Regions from separate parts of the Homo sapiens genome. Here region 2 is linked to region 1. Evidence: chromatin loops called from intact Hi-C (ENCODE). Cell type or tissue: HepG2. All regions are shown on one strand.

Region 1 (8,000 bases):
CTCGCTGTCCAAAGACGATTTTTCCTTTTTGTCTATATTTTCATCATAGGGATGAACATATTCCATGTTCTGCTAGAGCCTTTATGACTCAGTAGGGGAGAGATCAAGAACTTCTGCAAGTCCCTGGATACAGCATCAGCGCTTGGCTTAGGGAACAAAGTAACTGACAAGTCTGTATTTTACAGTCTGGGTATTTATAGGCTATGTTACGATGCCTGCAAAAATGGGAGCAAACAAGCAATCAAGTAACTCCAATAAGCTTCACTTAATCCATTTCTTCATGAACAAGCTTTTAGTCCTAACAGCATTTGGGAGTTCTCATGAAAGAAATACAGGAGACCAATGAGCCAGGAGATAGATAGAGCTCTTCATCACAGAAGAGACATGTTTTTAAAAGGGTTACGTGATTTTTAAAATAAAACAACCCAAGTTCCAGTCACTCTAGAGGCTGAGGCAGGAGAACCCCTTGAGCCTGGGAGTTTGAGTCCAGCCTGGGCAACATAGCAAGATCTCATCTCTAAAAAAAAAAAAAGAGTAAAAAATAAAAACCCGGTTAAAAGTTTTAAGATGCAAACCTCAGTAAATGAGGTCACTAAGATATTTTGCTTTGGTTGTCAGATACCTGCTCTTTCTTATAACATGCCATCAGTGAGTTTGGCTCATTTGTACTTTATTGTTAGGGGAAGTTTAATTGGAAGCCTTGTGGTCTATCTTAGAAAATGTGTGTGCTTTGAAGAGCTAACTAGATTTTGATGATTAGTTCAATTCAGTTTTTGTTCTGGTTGATGTGGTTAGTGGAACGGTAGGTAAAGCACATCTTCCTTGTAACTTCTTTGGTTAAAAGAGATGAGGGATGTTGCACGTGCCACTTTAGCAACTTCTTTCCCATAAAAGTGTCCCCAGTGACTTAAACTTTCATTATCCCAATTCAATTAGAAAGACCTCTTGAACATGAGATAACTTCGTTCATCTTCCCTTTTCAGCAAACTGCTTGTAATCCCCAAGCTCCATTTTGCTTCATGGCCCTAAGTTGTGGTTAATGGAACTGTGCTATGTACCATGCAATATTAGCACTAAATAATTTGGCCACCAAATTAAAGGAGGTATTCAAAAGAATTTTATAGATTCATAGTGAATTAGAAGCTTGGTTTTGAGGCTTGGCTATTACTCGATACTGGGACTTTCATTATAGCATTCCCTGTAGATTTGAGCAGAAATTACATCTTCCCTCTCTCTGTAACGTTCATTTACGCATTCTTTTAGTCGTTCACCCAGTGTTTATTGAAAGAGCCTACGCCTGCAGGTTCCTTACTGTGGCGGGCTGGGGGCATGCATCCTTCCTGGCGTCTAGTTGCTTAGAGTTCAGTAATGAGGATCAGTTGTGTGTAAAAAGTGAGGAAAGTGTGTGTGCCCTCTTAATGGGTGGTGTCATTTCCAGCTGGAGGTGCACGGGTAGCTTTTGCTTTCAGTAGGGGTGATGGGTGAGTGGGACGTTGCCGTCAGCAGTAAGAGAACAGCAGACTTCCCTGTCTCAGATCCTCACGCCATGCTCTGTCAATATAGATGCCCCCTCATGGGGCTTTGCTGTTGTACAGCAGGGCAAGGATCCCTCAGGACATGAGGGAGATTGAGCTGAGGCTAGAATGGGGCTAAAGGGGCTGAGAGCATCAGATGAGTCCGGGAGATCAGAAGAGTAGCCAGGCACGATGGCTCACTCCTCTAATCCAAGCACTTTGGGAAGCCAAGGCAAGCACTTTGGGATCGCTTGAGCCCAGGAGTTCAAGACCAGCCTGGGCAACATAGAGAGAGAGACCTGTCTCTACCAAAATGAAAAAACATTAGCTGGGCATGGTGACATGGATCTGTAGTCCCAGCTACTCAGGAGACTAAGGCAAGAGGATGCAGTGAACTATGATTGTGCCACTGCATTTCAGTCTGGGCAAAAGAGCGAGACCCTATCTATCTCATCTCTTTAAAAAAAAAAAAAAAGAGTGAAAGTCAGAAGCAGGTACTAAGGGCAGTGAAAACCCAGGAGACTGATGGGGAAGAGGTCATAGCAAGGGAAATTCAACTAGAAGCTTCAAGTCCCAGGACCCCATGCCTTGGGAGCAGTGCTTATCCAAGGCAGTGTGAAGCCAGTTCAAAGAGAAAGCTGTCAAGAAACAAGGAGGTGGGGCAGCTTTGAAACCATGCTGGTGCAAGGGCCTCCAGCCTAGAGAAGGATGCCAGGGGAAAAGATTGAGAGGAAGATTAAGACCCAATTTCTACTGCCTAAGAGGATGGTAGGCGGAAAGATTAGCCTGAGGATAGATAAATAAGACAAAACAGAGTGATTTCTGTCCATGATAAGGACTTCACACAAGAGTTTGTTTTTTTTTTTTGGAGACAGCCTCGGTCACAGCAACCTCCGCCTCCTAGGTTCAAGCAATTCTCGTGCCTCAGCCTCCCCAGTAGCTGGGACGACAGGCGTGCACCACCACGCCTGGCTGATCTTTTGTATTTTAGTAGAGACAGGGTTTCACCATGTTGCCCAGGCTGCCCTTCAACTCCTGAGCTCAGGCAGTCCGCCCGCCTTGGCCTCCCAAAGCGCTGGGATTATGGTTTACTTGTCTGGATGGACACTGCCCTCCCCCAACCTTCCTCAGGTAATTACAGGTAGTAGGAAGAGAAAGGGCCTCTGTTAGTTAAATTAATACTCCTACTTTGTTTTTCTTTGTTATTGTTATATAACAGTGATCATTTGAAAGTTAGCTTATAGACATGCAAATATTTCTTCATAACTTTTGGTTACTAATGTACTGTGAGCTATTAGAGTATGGCAAAGAGTCATTAAACAAACAATTAATTTATACAGCAGATTGTTCATGCAGAATTCCTAATAAAATGAGCTTTAAGACACTATTATTTTAAACCTTACTAAAATGGGCCTTTACAGCAAAACACTGAACTACTTTGGGAGTGGTGGCAGTCTCCATAAATAGGATATGGTTTTATTTCTCAAGCCATTAACCTTGAAGACCAAACATAGCTGGGTGCGGTGGCTCACACCTGTAATCCTAGCACTTTGGGAGACCGAGATGGGCGGATCACTTGAGGTCAGGAGTTTGAGACCAGCCTGGCCAACATGGTGAAACCCCATATCGACAAAAAATACAAAAATTAACTGAGCATTCTGGGAGGCACCTGTAATCCCAGCTACTTGGGAGGCTGAGGCAGGAGAAGCATTTGAACCCAGGAGGTGGAGGTTGTAGTGAGCCGAGATCCCACCACTGCACTCCAGCCTGGAAAGCAGAGTGAGGGAGACTCCGTCACAAAAAAAAAAAAAAAAAAAACCAGACCAAACACTAGTGTTGTCACTAGACATTTCTGGTGTAACAGGCACTACCGGCCTGCAGATCTGACATTTGAGGGTGAAATGGTTTTTGTGTAGCTGCTTTCTCTCACAGTGTTTGTAAACTTGAACCCAAGTGCACCGTTCACAGTCTCCAGCTCCAGCTCTTCACTAACACCTTTATTCCTTGCTGTTGGCCTTGGGACCCTTACTGTTCCCCTTGCTGTGTAGAAACAGATGCAGTCAGACCCACATAAGCTGGACTTTGGACTGAAACCTGAGTTCCTGAGCCGCCCTCCAGGCCCCAGTCTTTTTGGAGCCATCCACCACCCCCATGACCTGGCACGGCCTTCAACTTTGTTCTCTGCCGCTGGTGAGTGTGGGTTTGGGTGGGGGGACAGAGCTGAGAAATGTAGTTCTCAGGTAACTAAATAAATGAGGTTTGGGCTCTGAGCTGCCGCTCAGTCACCACCTACAAAAATACAGTTAATGCCAGCTTGCAAGGCAACATCGCAGCACATCCAGGGAGTTGGGAATCTTCATTGATACACTCTCTTTCATTAAAGGAGGAGGCAGAGATCATCTTTCCCTTACAGGGATTCACATTGCTTCGGTTCATTATTTGCTTCTATATTAAACCAGTATAACTCACAAGCATGTCAGTTGCTATTGAGAAAGATCTGAAGGCTTGCAAGGGCAGATCGGAAGGAAACAATGCCAGGAATTATAGAAGGATGCGGTCGCCCTTAATACGGTGCCCGCAGAGCACTGTAATTTTGCACCGGGATGCTCAGTCATGCCGTGTTTTAAAGTCCTGAGGATAAAGAAAGGCGATTAAGGCAGTTGCCAGGAGTATGGTCTGTGATAGGGAGGTTGGGCCACTCGGTTGCTGGTTTTCTCTGCTACAAAACGTAATACTATTGCCTGGTTGGTTATAGCGGTGGAAGAAATTTAGGAAACGGTGTAAACACCCAAGTGACCTGCTCATCGGATCTGTAATTCATTTAACCTCTGAGAATACACACTGTCAAGTGTGCGTGTGGAAGGGGTGAGGTAGAGAGTGACGATTATGCTCATTCCTGCTCCAGGTACAAACAAAAGACAGCGGCTGTAAGGACTGTGTGTGTGCTGGATGAGAACAGCCCTCTTGGTATTAAGGGTTTCTTGTCATTCTGTCTTCTCTAAAGCTTTTTTAAGTGTAATTTCTGGCACACAGAGCTCAGCTCAGTTAACACTTAAAAATGATGGCACTGAGCTCATTCTGCTAATAACTTCATACCCACTATGCTAAGTAGAATTTATTCTTCTGGACGTAAGCAGTCAAGGGGCTCCCCATTTCTGATCCTTACGAGACAAGTCTTACAGCCATCCTGCCAGCTGCCACCCCAGGCTTTTATCCAAGACTCACTGTTGGTGGACCTCTGGCTCTTCTGTTCAGGAAGAGAGAAGCACCCACACTGCAAGAAATCATCATTATAATGGGCCTTAGCTACCAAAGCAAGTGCGTCCCCCTGGAGGGTAGATGGAATTTGCTAAGGTCTCAGGTTTTTCTCTGTCAGTGCTGTCTGGGGACATATTTGAAGGCTCTGTTACCATGGCACCTAGGCTCTGAGACAGGGCTACATGAAGAGCAATTTTTGGAAAGAATAGATTTCTCTCTGGCTTCCATTTGAGCCAAGTGGATGAATTGGCTTCTTTTGCTTCAATAATTCTGGAACTGCAAGGCACCCCTGGGGGCCCTGGGCTCAGCAAAGCTCTGGTCTTCATTGAAGCATTAATTAGCTTGCACTACACAGACAGTATGTGGCCAAAATTTTATTTAGCTGACAACACTGCTAACGGCCTGATGAATATTCTGGAATATATTCACTTGGTGGAGGCGGGGTATCATTTTTACACTTCCCAGGTGGAAAATAAGCCAGTATGCAGGGCTGAATAGATAACTCCTCAGGTGTCTTCCAATTCCGAACTACTGTGACGGGGATGATGTTCCTCCTGTACTGAGTGGCTTCCTCTCCAAACCCAGGCCACAAGACTTTTGCAGCCCAGGGAACAGCAGTCCAAAACATAAATCGAGTTAACAGAGTGTAGACAGCAACAACCCCTACGTTTAATCCATTTTCCTAAGGGAATTTATATTTGTTTATAGGAACTTAGACAAAATGCAAAGGATTATGGAACAGTTTTTAGTAAATTCTTTATCCAGGCCTTGTTTATACTTCCATTCTAGAATGTAACCTTCTTTAGCATAAGCAGTATGGGATTCTGCCCAAAATAGTTATTTGGTGAACCTTGTAACTGATGTGTATAACTTGTACATACTTAAGAAATCCAGCCATTTTCATCTTGCTATTGGGTGCTAATCCCATGAATATAAACTAGAGACTTCTTCAGATGACCCTGGCAAATCTCTCGTCTAGGACAAAGCCTGCCTTCCAGGAAGCTAGCCTCCTTAGCTAGTAAGTAGCCTCGTATTAACAAGCCCATTTGGTGCCCTAAGGCCTTTAGAAATGTCCTTCCCTAATTCACATTTGCACACTCTCTTTCTCTGTCTCCTTCCTTCCTTCCTTTCCTGGCTTCCTTCAGGAACAGGAATAGAGGCATCTTCAAGAAGTACACATTAGGCAAAATACAGAGAAGAGGAGGAAATGTGGATCAAGGGACAACTGAAGGAAACCACTAAATTAGACCTGAGTTCCCTGGCAGGCAAAGCAAAAACCTGTCAGAGTCAGTTATAAGATTTTCAGTGCCCCAAAACATAAGAATCAACCAGCTTTTCCTGGCATTGAAAGTTGAGAGACATCAGAGGACTTCATCTCCTAAAACCTAATTGAGCTCACAATAATGAGTTTTATAGAGTCGGGTCTTATAGTATCCTTCGATGTGGGTGCATGCGAACTAACATACTCTTCAGGAGAAGGGATTCTGCAAGTCCCCAGAGCAGCGTAGCCAAGAACCACAGCTTCAGGACCACCCCTCCTGAGCCAGAGATGATAACGGGCTGGGTTTCTGGAAGTGTTTCTCAAAGTGAAAACTTGGTCCTCCGAGATGCTCTATGAGGAGTGGATTCCATGATGAAATGTTCCCCTCTTAGAGAACGAAGGAGCCTATAAGCTTATTAATAAGCTTATTAATGGCTCTAAGAAGCCCTTCAGTAAAGAAACTTGCTTAGCTTTTTTTAATCCAGTATTTCTCCAAATTTACTTGGTTATAAAGCCTCCCCTCCTCCCATGACCCAGGGCAGTTATCTCTGTCTTTGTAATACTGTGTGTCATCGGCTTAAAAAAGAAATACCTGTTTTTGGTGGTGGCCAGCCACGCTGGGAAAGAGAAAGAGGGATGATTGATTTTCTGCTTCCTAAAAAAAAAAAAAAAAAAAAAAAAAAAAAAACACACATTTTCTTTTACCCTGTGTCTTGCCTGCAGGGGCCTGGGTGGACTTCAGCCATGACCTCCCTTGAACATATTTTCTCACGGGGCCCTTAAGCAAGTAGAAGCCGGTTGCATCTTCGAAGTTGGCTTTTTGTAAACTCTGGTTTCGTTATGTTTGACTTAACAGGTGCTGCACACCCAACTGGGACCCCTTTTGGGCCACCTCCTCATCACAGCAACTTCCTCAACCCTGCTGCCCACCTAGGTGAGTCGCCCAAAATAATGGGAACTGAGATGTGTGCTTCAGGCAACCCTGCTGTGTTTACCATGCTCCCGCTGCACCTCCGGGCAAGCTGGTGGGAGTCCCAGATACCCTGCTTACCATTTAGGCAGGAGATGGTGCTCTCTTAGGAGTTTCAGTACATCCCGTCCAGCTTCCAGATTTCATCTCTTACACCGCATTCTTTCGGTAGTAGAGCTGTGCTCGGCAGTGGTTCTGCCTGAACTTCCCATGGTGCAGTGGGTGAGAGCCATTCCTTGGTATCTCAGGGAATCCGAGTTTACAACAGCCTGTTCCTGCCCATTGGAAGAAGATGGTGAGCTCTTGCCCCATAGCAAAGGTCACCTCTAGGAAGCGGAAAGAAACACAAGCTGACGTTATGGAGAGGAGTTATTCTACATCTCACTGCCCCGATAAATGAGTCTCTTCCTAATAAAGGTGCATGCTTTGTGTGGCCTTTGTGTATTCGATCCCATCTGCAAGTGTACAGGCAGATTCAGGCATTGGCTTGCACAACATCAGGGCATATCATAGGCACGCCCTCAGAGTTTCATCATGGATTCAGATGCCACCTCCTTTCTGTTCTGTTAGAATCTGCAGAGTGCATTCCTGGCAGAGGCGAGACTGGGCGGGAAGGCAAGTTAGTACATCCTAGCTTGAGTAGTGTCCCCACTGGGCAAAGGAAGAGTAATACAAAATACACAGTTGTAGAAGAAGAGTCCTCAGAAATATTTTGCTAACCCAGTGCCTAAATCCAAGTGTAATGAAAACCTTTTACACCATCTGGTAGGAAAAGTGGGACAGGCCAGGTGGGGGCGTAGAGAGGGCAGGGATCCCGCATCGCCCTGCTCCCAGGAAGCTCTGGGTTCCTCTCCCAGCAGAGCCCCTGACCATTTCCTTCTTCCCCATCTTGTTTGCAGAGCCTTTTAATCGGCCGTCTACATTCACAGGCCTAGCAGCAGTTGGTGGCAATGCCTTCGGGGGACTTGGAAATCCTTCCGTTAGTGAGTACCTCTAA
Region 2 (8,000 bases), 47 kb before region 1:
GACAGAGTCTCGCTCTGTTGCCCAGGCTGGAGTGCAGTGGTGCAATCTCGGCTCACTGCAAGCTCTGCCTCCCGGGTTCATGCCATTCTCCTGCCTCAGCCTCCTGAGTAGCTGGTACTACAGGTGCCCGCCACCATGCCCGGCTAATTTTTTATATTTTTAGTAGAGACGGGGTTTCACCATGTTAGCCAGGATGGTCTCGATCTCCTGACCTTGTGATCCACCCACCTCGGCCTCCCAGAGTGCTGGGATTACAGGCATGAGCCACCGCGCCCAGTCTCCTTTACCCAGATCTAACTCTTAATTTGTTGCTCCATTTGGTTTCTATTTCCGTTTCTTCCTCCCCTTCCCCTCCGCCATCCCCCCCGCACAAATAGACAATTTTTTTCTGAACCACTTGAAGGTAAGATATATATCATAACCTTTTATGTCTAAGTAATTCACTGAGTATTTCCGAGGAATAAGGGTAATGTCTTTCATAACCACAGTACAGCTACCAATTGCAATAAATTTTTCACTGATGTGATGCCTTTATCTAATCAGCTCTTCAGATTCCAGGTGACAAAATGTCCTTTACGGCATTACTTTTCCCCTCCAGTATAGGATCTTGTCTAGTGTCGGGTGTTGCATCTGAGTGAAAAAATTAATGTCTATAAGGGTATTTCCTAAACATGTGATTAATAATCATACTAAAGTGTATTATGCATTACAGCTTTCAAAGTGTTTTCTTGTTTCTTTATTATTAAATATATTTATTTTTCCTCATAGCAAATACTTAGAATAGTGCTTAGGTTAGCATAGTAACTAATACTTAGATTGGTTCGTGCATCAGAATTTCTAGCAGGTCTCATCTGACCCATCTGCCCTTTAGGATTCCTCACATGGAGAAGAGGCTTCCATGTCCTGAGCACTTCCCTAGAGAAGAGGGGGTGAAGGAGATAGGGATGGACCAGTCTACCTGTTGAGAAAGAGACAGAGAAGTGGGTCTCAGTATCCGAGGTTCCTGGGTTGACCTGCAGACATCACAGGGCCAGGTCCTTTCCTTCCTAGCAGTGCTATTTGTCAAGACCCCTGTCTGTCTCCCCTGACAGAAACATTGCGGTGGTGGGGGTTGTGGGGGTGCATCCAGCATGAATTCTCCTTATCGTTTTGACTCTTCCTGTTCCCGCCTGGCTCTCATTGAACCCACTTAATCTTCTTCCTGATGAGTTGGCCCAGGCAGGCCCAGCTTTCCCTTTAACAATTTGTCATCTTATACATCACCAGATTCCAAACTCTCTCAATTCTAGCAATTCTGCTTTAGGATAAGAAAAAAGCGTGTATTACTTTTGCAAACAGGTGCAAAGTAAATTGGTAATCGTACTGAAGTACATTATGCATTGCAGTTTTTTAAAGCATTTTCTTGTTTATTGTAGTTATCTGGCCTCATAACACACACTTGAGGTAGATGTGGCACATGTGATCTCCATTTTGTCCACAGAGGAACTGTGGTTTAGGAGGTGGCCCCTCACCAAAGCTCACACCTGTCTTCTCTGATTTTGCATCTTATGCTATTTCCACAGGGCTGTGCTTCCTAATCAGTTTGTTAATAAAACTCAGTATTGTGCATTTGGTAGGAATTGGTTTATACACCATTCAAGAATAGTAAACATTTACACCCTAGATTTTTAATGATCTGAGACAGCACCGAAGTATATAAAAAAGTTAGGCTCCTGAGCACTTAATTCTTCAAGGAAGGGGATGGAGGAAAATCTCTATCTGCAGAGATAATAGCAGCTTAAGGGTATCTTAAATGGGATGCTTCTCAGGACTCTTGGAGACTTAGAGCTAGTGGTGTTTAATAACCACAGTTTACATCACTCAGAGTCATGGAATAGTTCTATTGCATAAACAGAGCATTTTATGGAAACTTAGAAACCCTCACTGCTGCAGGACAAATGCTGTACAAAATCGAAGATGCCAATTGTCTAGATTATTTTCCCCTAACAATTTTGTATGAAAAATTTCAAACATACAGAAAAGTGAAGATCATTGTACAGTGAACAGCTTTATTCCCACCTCTTCCACTCCCACCTGTACTCTCACCACCCCCCTACCCCCACATCTAGATTATGCAGTTGTAACATTTTTCTACGTTAGTTTTTTGGGTTTTTTTGAGACGGAGTCTCACTCTGTCACCCAGGCTAGAGTACAGTGGGGTGGTCTCGGCACACTGCAACCTCCGCCTCCAGGGTTCAAGTGATTCTCCTGCTTCAGCCTCCCAAGTAGCTGGAACTACAGGCGCCCGCCACCACACCCTGATAATTTTTGCATTTTTAGTAGAGACAGGGTTTCACCATGTTGACCAGGCTGGTCTCAAACTCCTGACCTCAAGTAATCCTCCTGCTTCGGCCTCCAAAAGTGCTGGGATTACAGGCGTGAGCCACCACGCCTGGCCTCTACATTAGTTTTATCACATAAATCCAGGCTATTTTTGATATACTTTGTTAATAAAATCATTAAGCATCTTTGATGTTTTGGATGGAAGGCACCCTACAGTCTCTTGGTGGCTGAGTTTCCTTTTATTTTTCAGAATCCCTTTGAACCCCGGCAACATGGGACAGAGCTGAGAGCAAGGGCCTTGATTCTCATACTCAAGCCTCCCGACAGCCCGCTGCATGCGCCAGGCTTCACGTTGTACTCGTTTGTCCAGATACCATGAAAACCCTGGTCGGGTGTGGTGGCTCACGCCTGTAATCCCAGCACTTTGGGAGGCCGAGGCGGGCGGATCACGAGGTCAGGAGATCAAGACCATCCTGGCTAACACAGTGAAACCCCGTCTCTAGTAAAAATACAAAAAAATTAGCTGGGCATGGTGGCCGGTGCCTGTAGTCCCAGCTACTCGGGGGGCTGAGGCAGGAGAATGGCATGAACCTGGGAAGTGGAGCTTGCAGTGAGCCAAGATCGCGCCACTGCACTCCAGCCTGGGAGACAGAGTGAGAGTCTATCTCAAAAAAAAAAGAAAAAAGAAGAAAACCTTGATAAATATTAGTATGGGGATACATTGTCCCCTCCCCCCTTTTTCTCTCAGTTAAAAATCTGTCCCAGAATGAGGTTTGGCGGGACATATGGTTTGGCGTGCTTGTGGGGGCTGGCAGGGTGAGGTATGTATGGTAGTGTAGTTATCTGGCATCTTATCTGCTCACTGGAAATGTTGGGCACTGAATAGATTAGTCAGAGTTTCCAGAAATAGAAAATAAAGCCATATAATAAATGCAGAAGTCCCCTAGTTAATGTCAGCTGTTGTGTGATATCTGCCCTAAGTCATTTTATTGCCTTTGTAAGATTCTTAAACTGTTTATCATTATCCCTGCCTTTTTTAAAAATGGAAGCAACATCTTCCTAAAGAGGTTGTTATGAGACATTAGAAGGCCTGCTTTCATGCCTAATAGTTATCAAAACTGAAATTCAGTATAGCAGTGTTGAAGGTGAAAGAAGGTTTGGGTACTTTTAGGTAGCAAGAGAGATAATTATAAGCTTTCAACCCAAGGTCAAGATAAATATAAATCTGGAGGAGGAAAAAAAAAAAAGAAGTCTAGCTTCTCATTAGTAGGACAGCGTTCTCATTTTATAAGACCTTAATACCCAATAGGAAATGGCCGTCAATTCTGTTCATTTCATATTCTCACAGCCTGTCTCTCAGGTGGGAGAACACAGCTAATTCTTAGGGTAAGTGTCCTCTTTTAGAATAAAACCTTACCAAAGGAGAGCTGAAATGGGTTGTCCCCCAAGGCTGGGAGATGTGTTTGGTTCCCTTTGCCTCACTTCGACCTTTCTGAAATCAAGAAACAAACAAAATGAAATCGACTTGTGAAAGGATGTCAAAACGACATGGCAAATTCAGTTGGTTTGTTCAGAATTTTCTTCCTGTATTTCCTTTTTGAAGTTACAACAGTCATTCAGGAGCACGTCCAGAGGAGAAGAGCTGGGAGGGAGGACGGGTGGCTTCTAGAGTCAAGGCTGGGTTTGCCTAACCCTGACCCTCACGGGGGTGATGCGGATGTTCCGAAGAATGCATTAGCCTTTGACTTTAAGGACCGCGAGGAGAGTTTTCTTCCGAATCAAGTGAATGCGGGTGCATCACCCTGTCTTCCTCATTCCCTGTGTCAGGGAATGCATCGGTAGCCTAAATGACTTTCCCTGGAACTGAAGCATGTGTTGGCTCTACTGTGGTGCTTTAATGTTTCCTGAAATCCTCCATTTGGAGGATAGAGTGCCCAGGAGTGAGAGAATACTGTGTTATTAGAATGCTTGTTAAGAGGGAAAAAGAAAATAGAGCATTAACAGACAGGCAATGTTCCATTCCCCCGAGGAAGATTTATGTGACCTAGATGAACGGAACTACAAATCTTGGAGGGACAAGAGACTTCAGAAATGGCAAGTTCTTAGTTTGGGAGGCTAGGTATTGAAGTTTATCCAAATTAATTTGGAAGTTTAGATCAGTTGCAATCAAAATCCTTATTTGATTGACAGTGGGGATGGATAAAATGGAGTTTGGATTTGAAAATCTACATAGGAGGAGGAAGTAATAGTATATCTATTTTATTATACGTGTGTGTGTGTATAACTATAACAATTAGAATATCATAACACTGTTAATAGACCATAAAGTGACAAACTACCCCAAAACAAATCCCATTTTCACATAAAAATTTAATATATGATAAAAAAGCCTTCACAAATCAAAGGGGAATGAAAGGCAAGATTATTCATCAGATAGTTAGGTCTTCATCTTACACCGGAATAAATTCAATTGAACTGAAGAGTTAAATATGTATTACAAAAAAAAAAGCCAGCAGAAAAATCAATAGATCATATCAATCACTCCTCTAGAAATGGACATTATGAAAAGTAGATGTCAGTATGGAAAAATACTTTTACTACCAAGTGATATAAAATGTGGATTGAAGAAAAAAGGTGAAATGACTGGCATGCTTTATTGCCAGTTGGTTTAGGGGGTCAGGTGTAGATATTTTTGTTACTTGTTTTCCAAGATCTGTGATGTGGTTGGAGTAATTCAAGAGAAATGTATTTATAATATGCATGCTTTAAGGTACGTCTATTCCTACTTTTAAAAGTGGCAGATTTGTGTTTTTTAATGCATAAATTAGTTGAATGTTCATCCATCCAAAGAGGGATTTCTTCTGATAGATTGGGGTGATTAGCTGAAAGACTCAGTTCCTGGAGAAGAGAACACTAGTGGAAAATGCCCAACTGTTAGGGGAATGAGGAACAACAGTGCTGTTCACTGCATTCCTAACGCCGGCTTATCAGAGTTTTGTTTTCTGTTTCATACACTTAGGAAAGTATTGTTGCCACAAAGTGCATCTCTGCCTGTTAGAAGGATCCAGACATAGCGTAGACGGATTGTGCAATGGAGTCAGAAATAGGCTGTCCTGCTCCCAGTGAGTGACTTCCCCACCCCTTCATCCTCCTTGTAAATCACCGGCATTCCTGATCACTTTCCGTGGTTCCAGCTAGGTTAACAACAGAAGGGATCATTTCCCTCATAACAGTCTCCCCATTAGTCAAAAGTTTTACTCTCAAGTGACTAAAACGTTACTCATAACTGCTTACAAGGAGAAAAGATTTATTTTCCTTTTACTTCTTTAATGCACATCTGGTGGAGACCCTGATAAGCAGTAAGAAATGGAAAAAGCAGGGACCTAGAAAGTGAAAGTAGACAGATTTGGGTAGTGCATGCAGGCTAATTAATGATCCCAGGTGGGCTGGAGTGTTCTGGTTACATTTTCCATGGGTCCAGCCCTAGAGCAGAGACCATGGGCATCAGCCTGCCCCTTCCCATTATGTGGCTCAAGCACCACCGTGTGCCAAAGGGCGGGAACATTAGATTTCCCCACCGCTGTAACATCTGTAAATTCCACAGTCCATAGAATCAAAATGGAAGAGAACCTCACGTTTCTGATTGCCAGTCAGAAGGAATTTATTTTTGAAACCCAGTTTGCTCTGTTATTTGTAGTGCAAGATAGAAATATCTTAACCGATTTTATCCAGTTCTTATTTAATGTCTGTGATTTTAGGAGGAAGAGACTATTGTGTCATAGGTATTTGAAATTCACAAGCCCCTCTCCAACCTAATTTTACCGAAATGTGTTGGTTTCCCCTTTCCTTAAACTCACGGACCACAGTTACTAAATAGTTTCCAGAGTGGACTGACATGCATTTTTCTTTACAGCTCTGTCATTACTTTCTTTATTATCAGAGAGTACACAGGATATTGAAATAACCTAAAATCCAGAGAGGAGGAGGAGCCAGGGGGGTGAAGAGAAGTCCTGACCTATTTTAGAGCCCTTGGGCTTCATAGGTAACCTTGAAAATGGAAACACATCATTGCCCATTTTATTGAGGTTGTGATTAGCAGTAAAATATAATGCAGACTAATTATTATGTTGCAGCCAATTAGCAATAAAGAGAAGCATTTTAATATACAAATAATTAGATTTTAAAATTTTGGCTTTGGGAATTTACAAAGCCCTCTATTTGAAGGCTTGTACGGAAGACATTCTGAAACCAACTTTTTGTCAGATAAAGTCCATAAAGCTGAAAACTGACATGAGGAGGTATGGCCGGGTTTTCCTGCGTCTCACAGTGCAGTTAGGAGGCTTTGATACTTCATGGGCCCTTCTGCAAACTTTCCTTAGTATTAGGAAATGAAGTCTTCCAAGTCAGTCAAGTTGTAAACATGCAAAAATGCTGGGAGTGGCAGTCTCTCCAAACAAATGACCCGTTCTCACTGCGGTTTTCTCCTGGTGCTAGAACCTGTAACTCCTGAGTTGATTCTCTCCAATTGGCCAGAGAAATGGGCGTTGCTGCTGGAGCAGATGAAAAGGCTATTAAGGCTTCCTGAAGCACTTAGATTAACTAGCTTTTTTTTTTCTCTTGGAGCAAAAAGTTGGAACAAGTTTTTTGTTTTTTTTTTTTTTACTTTTTGGACATATGACAAATGTGTATAAAGTTGTGTGTTGTGCCTGAGGAGCTGGTGAATGGAGTTGCTCTTTTGAGAGTTGCTTTTATATCATTGCTAGCTGTGAGGTACGTGGTGGGCATGAAGAGAACCAGTGTCAGTCCCTCTGCAGAAGCAGAGGCTGTGAGCTCCACTGTGAGCTGCCAAGGCCCATACTGCTGGGGGATCTTTAATGCATGGCGCAAGGCTCCTGTGCCCCAATCCCGGAGGAGCGGTGACAGTCCAGGGAAGAGAGGGGACCACGTGAGTGTTACATGTTCTTGATCACATTTTTCTCTATTGGAAAGGAGGATGTTGAAAGTTAATCATGTGGTTTTTCTAGTCACTTAAGTCCTTAACACACTGGATATACATAGTTCAAATACAAGGAAATTAACCTGGTTTCAAATGTCTTTTCCTCATTTTATGGCACATGGAGTATAGAGCATATTCAAAACCCTCCCATCCCCCACTTTGTAGACAACACATCTACTCAGAAGGTTTTAACTTAACTTTCTGTATTCTGGTGATGTCCACGAGGTTTTGAGGCCTTTTTTTTTTTTTTTTTTTTTTTTTTTTTTTTTTGAGAGAGAGACAGGGTCTTGCTCTGTTGCCCAGGCTGGAGCACGGTGTTGCTGTCATAGCTCACTTGCAGCCTCTACCTCTAGGGTTCAAACAATCCTCCTGCTTCAGCCTCCTGGTTAGGTGGGACCATAGGTGTGCACCACTATGCCTGGCTAATGTTTTTTATGTTTTGAAGAGACAGGGTCTCACCATGTTGCCCAGGCTGGTCTTGAACTCCTGGGCTCAAGCAATCCTCCTGCCTCGGTCTCCCGAGTAGCTTGGACTACAGTGCTCAATACCACACCCCACTAATGTTGCCTTTTTTTCCTTTTTTTTTTTTTTTTGTAGAGATGAGATCATATTATGTTGCCCAGGCCCCTCTCAAACTCCTGGCCTCAAGCGATCTTCCCACCTTGGCCTCCCAAAATGCTGA

Evidence for each region. A loop is a pair of places that touch in the nucleus more often than their neighbours do. Peaks named below come from ENCODE experiments on the same cell type or tissue, not always from the same donor. Only the 100,000 strongest peaks of a DNase experiment are listed, where the experiment ranks them.
Region 2: a loop joins it to region 1, with 4 times the contacts of the local background. A loop is called at or near these places in 5 of 110 quality-filtered maps.

The regions. Positions count from the first base shown.
Region 1 is chr7:70,778,053-70,786,052 of GRCh38, forward strand. It overlaps AUTS2 (activator of transcription and developmental regulator AUTS2), which reads left to right. Exons shown (of 19, transcript NM_015570.4): 15 at 3,563-3,704; 16 at 6,890-6,967; 17 at 7,903-7,986. Among named protein-coding and RNA genes, the nearest start is that of GALNT17, 350 kb to the right of the region's middle. In HepG2, no CTCF peak of the experiment used is centred here; a DNase peak (open chromatin) is centred at 3,589.
Region 2 is chr7:70,731,450-70,739,449 of GRCh38, forward strand. The region is part of intron 6 of AUTS2 (activator of transcription and developmental regulator AUTS2); the gene reads left to right. LOC105375347 (a long non-coding RNA gene) reads left to right here and starts at 7,590. Exons shown (of 2, transcript XR_927653.4): 1 at 7,590-8,000. RefSeq lists a silencer at 5,288-5,397. In HepG2, no CTCF peak of the experiment used is centred here; no DNase peak of the experiment used is centred here.